Regions from separate parts of the Homo sapiens genome. Here region 2 is linked to region 1. The links are chromatin loops, found by intact Hi-C in ENCODE. Cell type or tissue: right lobe of liver. All regions are shown on one strand.

The links. Peaks named below come from ENCODE experiments on the same cell type or tissue, not always from the same donor. Only the 100,000 strongest peaks of a DNase experiment are listed, where the experiment ranks them.
Region 2: it touches region 1 in a loop (8-fold over the local background); 1 of 110 quality-filtered maps calls a loop at or near these places.

What each region holds. Positions count from the first base shown.
Region 1 is chr9:101,637,501-101,641,500 of GRCh38, reverse strand. All of the region lies in intron 3 of GRIN3A (glutamate ionotropic receptor NMDA type subunit 3A), which reads left to right. Among named protein-coding and RNA genes, the nearest start is that of PPP3R2, 45 kb to the right of the region's middle. In right lobe of liver, no CTCF peak of the experiment used is centred here; a DNase peak (open chromatin) is centred at 1,980; H3K27ac peaks cover 1,688 bases.
Region 2 is chr9:101,703,274-101,707,273 of GRCh38, reverse strand. All of the region lies in intron 1 of GRIN3A (glutamate ionotropic receptor NMDA type subunit 3A), which reads left to right. Among named protein-coding and RNA genes, the nearest start is that of GRIN3A, 33 kb to the left of the region's middle. In right lobe of liver, a CTCF peak has its summit at 2,003 (motif pointing left); DNase peaks (open chromatin) are centred at 1,713 and 1,983; H3K4me3 peaks cover 1,371 bases; H3K27ac peaks cover 2,048 bases.

The DNA of each region.
Region 1 (4,000 bases):
TTCCAGTTTCATCCATGTCCCTACAAAGGACATGAACTCATCATGAACTGCATAGTATTCCATGGTGTATATGTGCCACATTTTCTTAATCCAATCTATCGTTGTTGGACATTTGGGTTGGTTCCAAGTCTTTGCTATTGTGAATAGTGCCACAATAAACATACGTGTGCATGTGTCTTTATAGCAGCATGATTTATAATCCGTTGGGTATATACCCAGTAATGGGATGGCTGGGTCAAATGGTATTTCTAGTTCTAGATCCCTGAGGAATCGCCAAACTGACTTCCACAATGGTTGAACTAGTTTACAGTCCCACCAACAATGTAAAAGTATTCCTATTTCTCCACATCCTCTCTAGCACCTGTTGTTTCAACTTTTTATTTTTTTTCTTTTCCTATGCTTTAGGCATATTCATTCATCCAACGCTTAGTAAGAATTTACTGATACTATCTAGTCACCAGAGAGACAGTTCATAAAGCTGGTCTGCTCTTTCAGTTTTCACTTAGCCTATTTCTCCACATGAACTGTAAACTCCACATTTCATGTTTAGTCTGTGTATTAGCCTGTTTTCATACTGCTGATAAAGACATACCGAGACTGGAAAGAAAAAGAGGTTTAATGTACTTACAGCTCAACATGGCTGGAAAGGCCTCACACTCATGGTGGAAGGCAAGGAGGAGCAAGTCATGTCTTACGTGGATCGCAGCAGGCAGAGAAGGAGAGCCTGTGCAGGGAACCTCCTCTTTATAAAACCATCAGATCTCATGAGACTCATTCACTATCACAAGAACAGCAAGTGAAAGACCCACTCCCATGATTCAATTACCTCCCATTGGGTCCCTCCCACAACACATGGGAATTGTGGGAGTTACAACTTGAGATCTGCGTGGGGACACAGCCAAACCATATCAGTCTCTTTGCTATAAGGATTACACAAGGTAGTGGAAACAGAACTAACATTCTGGTTATGTCAAATGTATGTAAGCCATAGTTCCACTTCACTGTCTAATCTTGGCCAAATTGCTTAATCTCACTAATCCTCATTTATCTCAACTGCAAACTTTACAAATCATTCCATGTGTTTTTTGTTACTGATGCATGAAAATTTTCTCAAATTTGCAAAGAAAGAAGAAGGAAAGTGTCTTTTTTACTCAGCTGACTGCTGCCTTCAGATGCTTGGCTCACAAAGCAAAATGCTACTTTAGTTGTGCTGCTCTTGTGATTCATGCAGCAGAAGCAAATGTGCTGAACAGAAAAGAAAGATAAGCAAACACTAGATTAGTCATAAACTGGGAGATTGTCTCAAGTGTAAATGCTGGGTAGAAAGCTACAGGCTTTATACTATACACTATATAGTATATATGGTATATGTATACTGAAGGAGGCGGGGGAGAAGGGAGGCATCCACTATTCCTAAATGTAGTTATTCAGAATATATGCCTGAATCTTTGAGGGTTCCTCCATAATAATGGCTCACTCACTGATTCTCTGAGCATTCCAGAACAAAGACAAATTGACTATTTAGCCATGACAAACAAAATTATGAGATAACCCCAAGAGCTAGCCTAAGAGAAAAATAAAGCAAGAGGAAAGGATTTTTCTTTTTATTGTTATTCAGTAGTTTATCTTTCTGTTTGTCTGATGATTTGCTTTTAGGAGCCTGTGAGGCTGGTTTCCTGGGGTCTATGCTGTATAACTTCTTACCTTTAGGTTAAACCTTCTACTGATATTTTTGTACCCAGCCCATCTTGAATGAAGGCCAGATTGGACATGCTTTAATATTTAATCCTTCTGAGTTATCTAATTAAGTAAAAACTGGCATTTTAAAAGTTCCTATGCCATGAGGATTTGAGTAGCTGTGCCAAAAGGCTTACATCACTAGACTGGAGGTAAATTTATAGCTGTTTTTATTCATTTGCATTTCATCAGCCCAAAATTGCTGACTCTAGGTTTGGCAAGGACCTTACTGCCTGCTCAGTCTGCAGGGTATAGTACACAGCTGGTGATGGGCAATGATTCAAGAGAGAAGTTTGAGTTCCACAGTCCACAGGTCATTTTTCACCTTGAAGTTTGGCTGTATAGCAAGTCAATTATATAAACAAAAAGCCGGGGTTATTCTGATGCCATAGGCTTAAAGGCATCCTCCTTTTTTTTTTTCTGTAAGAAGCCCTATAGCATCAGTTCTGGCCTCAGCTGACCTAGTTCAGCCCCAGTCCTGACAATTACAGTGAAATCACATCTTAAGGTAAATAATGGATCTAAGGTAATTATATTATGATCATACTTACCTTTAAAAGTCTCATGTAAGACAGTATCGTACCTGGTAGTTGGGTTCTAGAATCAGCTTGTAAGTATGCATAACAACTGACTCCAACAACATAGGCTGAAGAGCCTGGAGAAAGTTATCTCATGTCTCTAAGCTTCATTTCACTCATGCATGAACTGCAGTTATTAACAGAGCCTACCTCGTAGGGCATAGGAAGGCTGAAATGAGATGACGAATGTGGAGGGCCAAGCGCATAAACCAGCACAATCAATGATAGCTACTAGTATTAACAGATTGTTATGGGCTAGTTAAACTCCTACAGTGGGTTGTTGGCTACATGTACAATGGCTGAACTCTTTCAATTAGCCATTTTGCAGATAAGGGAACTGAGTCTAACGCCAAGCAATTAAGGGGATAGCTAGTAATGCCAAAAACTTGTTTACTGTGTACTATAGTAATCCAGGTCGTATACGATAGAACCAGCTCTGCCCAGTTTTGTCATTTACTGTTTCCATAAACTTATAGAAGTTGGTTAGCTATTCTAAGGATTTTAAAAGTTCATACATATAAACCATTCAACAGTGCCTGGCACATGGTGAGCTACATCATGATCATCATCACCATTATGGTTATTAATATCCCATGCTTTGTGTGGAAACACCAATAGTGTTGGCAGCACCAGTGGTGAAATAATTTGTCTTACACATAAGGGAGAAACAGACTTAACTCCACAAGATTACTTAACATAAAATAGGATTTGAAGAGGATTTTCAATAAGACAATTGGAAGAGCCTCAGTGAACTAAAAAGGATAGATTGCTCCAGATGAATAAAATGAGAAGACATGGAGGCCAGGGTCATAGAAGAGGCAAAACAAAATGACTTGCATGAAAAGAAAGGGAAAGAAAAGAAACAAAGAGATAGAACCTTTGCAGCAGAATAGCAATGATTCCTTTGTTGAAATTCTATAATTTGTTGGCTTGGTCTCCATAGTATCTAAAAGTAGACAGATACTTCAGTTGGAGACCATGATGATAGGCTCTACACTTTCATTACAATAAATGAGACAGAAAAATACCGAGGTACATCCAGAGGCTCAGGAAATGAGTACTGCAGTGCTATTTCACAGATGTGGCTGAGCAAATATAATTCAGAAAATTATTCCTTAGAAAAGAAAATAAAGACTAGAAACTTATTTTATAAATAGTAGATGGGGTGCATGTTGAACATAGGATACCAGAGAGAAACAAGGAGCAATTATTTTTATTAGCCATATTCAGGTGGGGAGGGGACAGATTGTATTTAGCCCTGAGTTAGGATTTTTCAAGCTCACTCTTACATCACTTTTTGTGACCTGGAGCAAGTCCCTTCTTCACACTTATTATGGGCCTAAATCACCTTCCTGCCTAGATCAGGAAGTAGTACAGTATAATGTTTGGATACAAAGGCTCTGGAATTAGATTTGGTTCAGAACTCTCCTTTATGCCTATTTCCTGAGTTATCTGGGACACATTAGTTAAATTCAAGCCTCAGTTTCTCATGTGAAATTTGGAGATTGTAACAAATATTGCTTATTTAGTATTGTTGTTAGAGGTTTAAATCATATAATTCACGTTAAGGTGTTAGCAAAATGCTTGAAATATGGGAAGTACTTAATAAATGGGAAATATTTAATAGATGGAAACTACCTGTATTGTTATCTATAAAAATAAAAGGATGGACTAAAAGATCTGTA
Region 2 (4,000 bases), 66 kb before region 1:
CCATTATCATGGACAAAGAAGTACAGACATTTCTGCTGATGTAGCTACAACCCTGGGGCTACTTACAGACTATTGTGCATACTGCTACACTCCATAAGAAAAAATACTTACTGCTGGGAAATTTTGCACTACATTTTTAACCTGCTGTTTGCACAGTTGACATTTCAACATCATGATTGTTTACTCTCCTGGGAGATACTGGCATCTTTTGCAAATTTTAGCGGCTGTTGAATAATTGCTGTTAGGATGTTTTTTGCTTCTCATTTGCTGATTTAGTCTCACCACCTCATTACAAGATTGTGGTTTCTTTTCTGAAATCTGTGAGTTTCATTTGAAAGTGAGAAGGGAAAAAAGGGAGATCAATCTCCCTGACTTGAGAGACTATAAAACCTGGTCATTTGACAACACATTCACTCTCATTATTTCTCTCCGTCTCCCTTGTGTGCAACGTTCCACATTTTTAGGTAAGGGCTGGGGTGAAGAAAGAAATCTGTGTTCAAGGAACAAATTGAAGCTTCCTGGTCCATCTGAGAATTAAATGAATGGTTGCTTGAAAAGAACCTGTGATGACTTCCTCTGGTAGCACACTCTAGTGCTCACCACCTGGACAATGAGGAAGTTTCTCCTAATGACCAGCTTTAAAAGGGGAGGCACTATTTCCCTGAAATGGTTTACTATGTGTCATAAATCAAATGCAGTAATGTCAGTCTTTCCAGCACCCTGATTGCATAATCTGATTCTGATATTCTTAAATACCTCCAATCCCTTTCTAAACAATGGCTTTATTTGCAAGTGACTAGAATGGGTCACAAAAGAATCAATACTAATATTGTTCACATCTTAAGGTTACTATTGAAGCTGTCAGAAATTCATGTTCCTCCTGAAGACAGACCATGGCCACCCATGGAAGTCATTTAAGTGCATCTGACCCATATGCATTTGTTCTGGCTTCACATTATGTTAAGCAACAGCAGAGATTGATTACATTGCAGGAAGTGGAAAGGTCATAACAATGAATTAACTACCAAATTGTCAATGAGGCACCTCTATCTGTATTTCTTTGAAAAGGAAGTTCAAGTAGTATTAGGTAGGGCAGAACAAGGCTGAAGGGAATAAAATATAAATTCATTAAATCATTTCCATCTCAGTTCTGACATCTAAGAAAATCTTCCCTGATTCCCCAGACTAGGTCGCTTCTTATATTTCTTACTTTAGGTCCATGGAACTTATTATTATAATTATGAATTTACTTGAAATGATTCTTGCTTCTCGTTTTTTTTAACAGTCTCACCAGACAGTAAAATGTAATGATTGAAAATATTGCCTGTAGAGCTTGATTTTGAATTTCATCTTTGCTTCTTAACAGTGGTGTGGTTTTAGTTTCTTCCTCTGCACAATGGAGCAACTAGTAGTTACTACATCATAGAGTTGTGAGGATTAAATGAATAAATAATTGTAAAGCACTTAGGACAGTGTCTGGCACACCATAAACATGCATCCAATAAATGTTAGCTATTTTTCTCACTCTATGAATGTGAAACGAGAGAGAAATGTTAGCTAATTTTTTCACTCTCTGATCCCCCTTTGCAGGACGTGTGGCAGGGGTGTGGCTTGTCTGTTCGGTGGCCCTGTTGCTCAAACCCCTGAGACGAGGGGGAGCACGCAGATGAACAGGTGCCGGAACCCAAGTGAGCGTGTGTTACAGTGTGCTCCTTTAGCCTTGTCATCCAGGGACGGCTGTTAACCCCCGGATTCTTGGCCGGCATCCTGGACCAATCAGATCACACGAACTGTTTAAAAGGTGATGAATGTGGAGACTTTATTGAGCAGTAAATGTGGCTTTCAGCGGGATGGGGAGCTGGAGTGGGAAGGTGGAGGCGGGAGAGGTAATCTTTGCCTGGAGTTCCGCCGTTCTTCTTGGCGGTCGGCTTGGTTCAGACACCTCTTCCTCCTTCTCTGCGGCGCTGCCCTACTGTTCTCTGCGCTCTCTGCCTCCCTCTTCTGTTCTCTGCGGCTCTGTTCCTCTGCTCTTCTCAACATTCAGCCGCTTGTGTGTGTGCCCGCTAAGGTCTCAGGTTTATATGGGCACAGGATGGGGGTGGAGAGGCATGGTAGGCTAGAGTGGTCTTGGAAATGCAACTTTTGGGCACAAAAACAGGAGTGCGTGTTCTCATTTAGGTCTATGGGCACAGGCCCAAGGGTGGAACCCTTGCCAGGGACCTAGCCCTTCTCTACCCAGCATTTCCCTGCCCCCCCTTCCTTATCAAATGTATTATCTTATTAATATCTGCCTCCCTTTTGAGACTCAGGAAGACAGAGAACATGTCTGTTTTGCTCATTCCTGCTGCATTCCCAATACAGACGCTCCTCAACATACAAAAAGGTTACAACCCAATACACACACTATAAAATACACATACCATAAAAATACACACATCATAAAACATCTTAAATTAAATTAAAATATCTTAAATTAAATTAAAAATGCATTCAATACACCTAACCTACCAAACATCATTGCCTAGCCTAGCCCACGTTAAACATGCTCAGAACACTTCTATCAGCCTATAATTAGGCAAAATCCTCTGGAAAGATTGCAGAGTATTAACTGTTTACCCTCCTGATCGTGTGGCTGGACTGGGTGCTGCAGAGCTCACTGCTGTTGCCCAGCATGGCAAAAGAGTGGAGAGTATTACACCTCATATCACTATTGTGGGAAATGATCAAAATTCAAAATTCGAAGTATAGTTTCTACTGAATGTGTATTGCTTTTGCTACATGGTAAAATAAAAAAAACATTAAGTCAAATCATTCTAAGTTGAGAATTGTCTGTATATGTCACATTGCCTAGCACATTGTGGGGATTCAATGCATATTTTCAGAACAAATAAATAAATCTAAAATATATTGCCTAGAAACATGAGTTACCCTGGAAGTGAATATGACCTCAGACATCAAAGGATTGAGTTGGGCCTCTGTATAACATGACATGAAGACATGGAATGGACTAGCCCTATTTTACCAGGAATCCTAAGTAAGACTATTTTAGGAAACATGATTTGATCTACAGGATATCCAATTTTGCAGTAAAGAACTGTCCCATAATGATTTTTTTTTAATAACAGCTAAAACGTCTCATCTTTTGAAGACATTAACTAAAGCAGCAAGCTGCTTGGATATGATGATAATGGTTTCTAATGCTTAGTAAATACCGTTGTTTGCCATTATTACGCTCATTTTAAAGGAAGCCCTTTCGCTTGTGTTTAAACAAAAGAGGAATACAAAAATAAAGCCTCAAAGGAACTAAATTAGATAAAGATATTAGAGACCAAGATAGAGATAAGATCAAGATGGAGATGTTGATGAAGAGACAGTAGTGGAGGCAGAGGGAGTATCAGACTGGGATTGCTCGAGACAGAGGCAGCCAAAAAGACAGATTTCTACAGGTCAGCCAAAACGAATTAATAATAAACCCCAGAGTAACGATAATAAATAATAAGCCCCCAAAACAATTCCACAAGGACAATTTCTGAGAAATGCGTTATCAATCAAAATGTGAGCTCTTCAGTAGAAAGATAAATTTTAATGCATGATACAGAGACATCCTGAGTCAGTAAGTCAGCCACCAAATGCCACTGAACGTTTTCCTAGGTCCTGAGATTATAGTGAGGAACAAATGTCTGGACCCTCTAGGGACTTACAGTTTAGTAGTGAGGAATTGTTTAGCAAACTCATGAAGAACTAAGTAAGATAATTTCAGCTATTGACTGTGCTCTGAGGAAGATAAAATAGTGTCATAAAAAGAAAATATGCATTTGATGGTGGGTGGTGCTGTGAGGAGATTGCTAATGTCAGGGAGGACAGCTCTGAAATATGAGCTGAGACCTGAATGTGAAGAAAGAATCAGCCGCATAGTGATCTAGAGGAAGAAGGTTCCACTCAGATGGAGCAGCAACCACCAGGGTATGAGACAGGAACTAGCTTGAACCTCAAGGCTTTG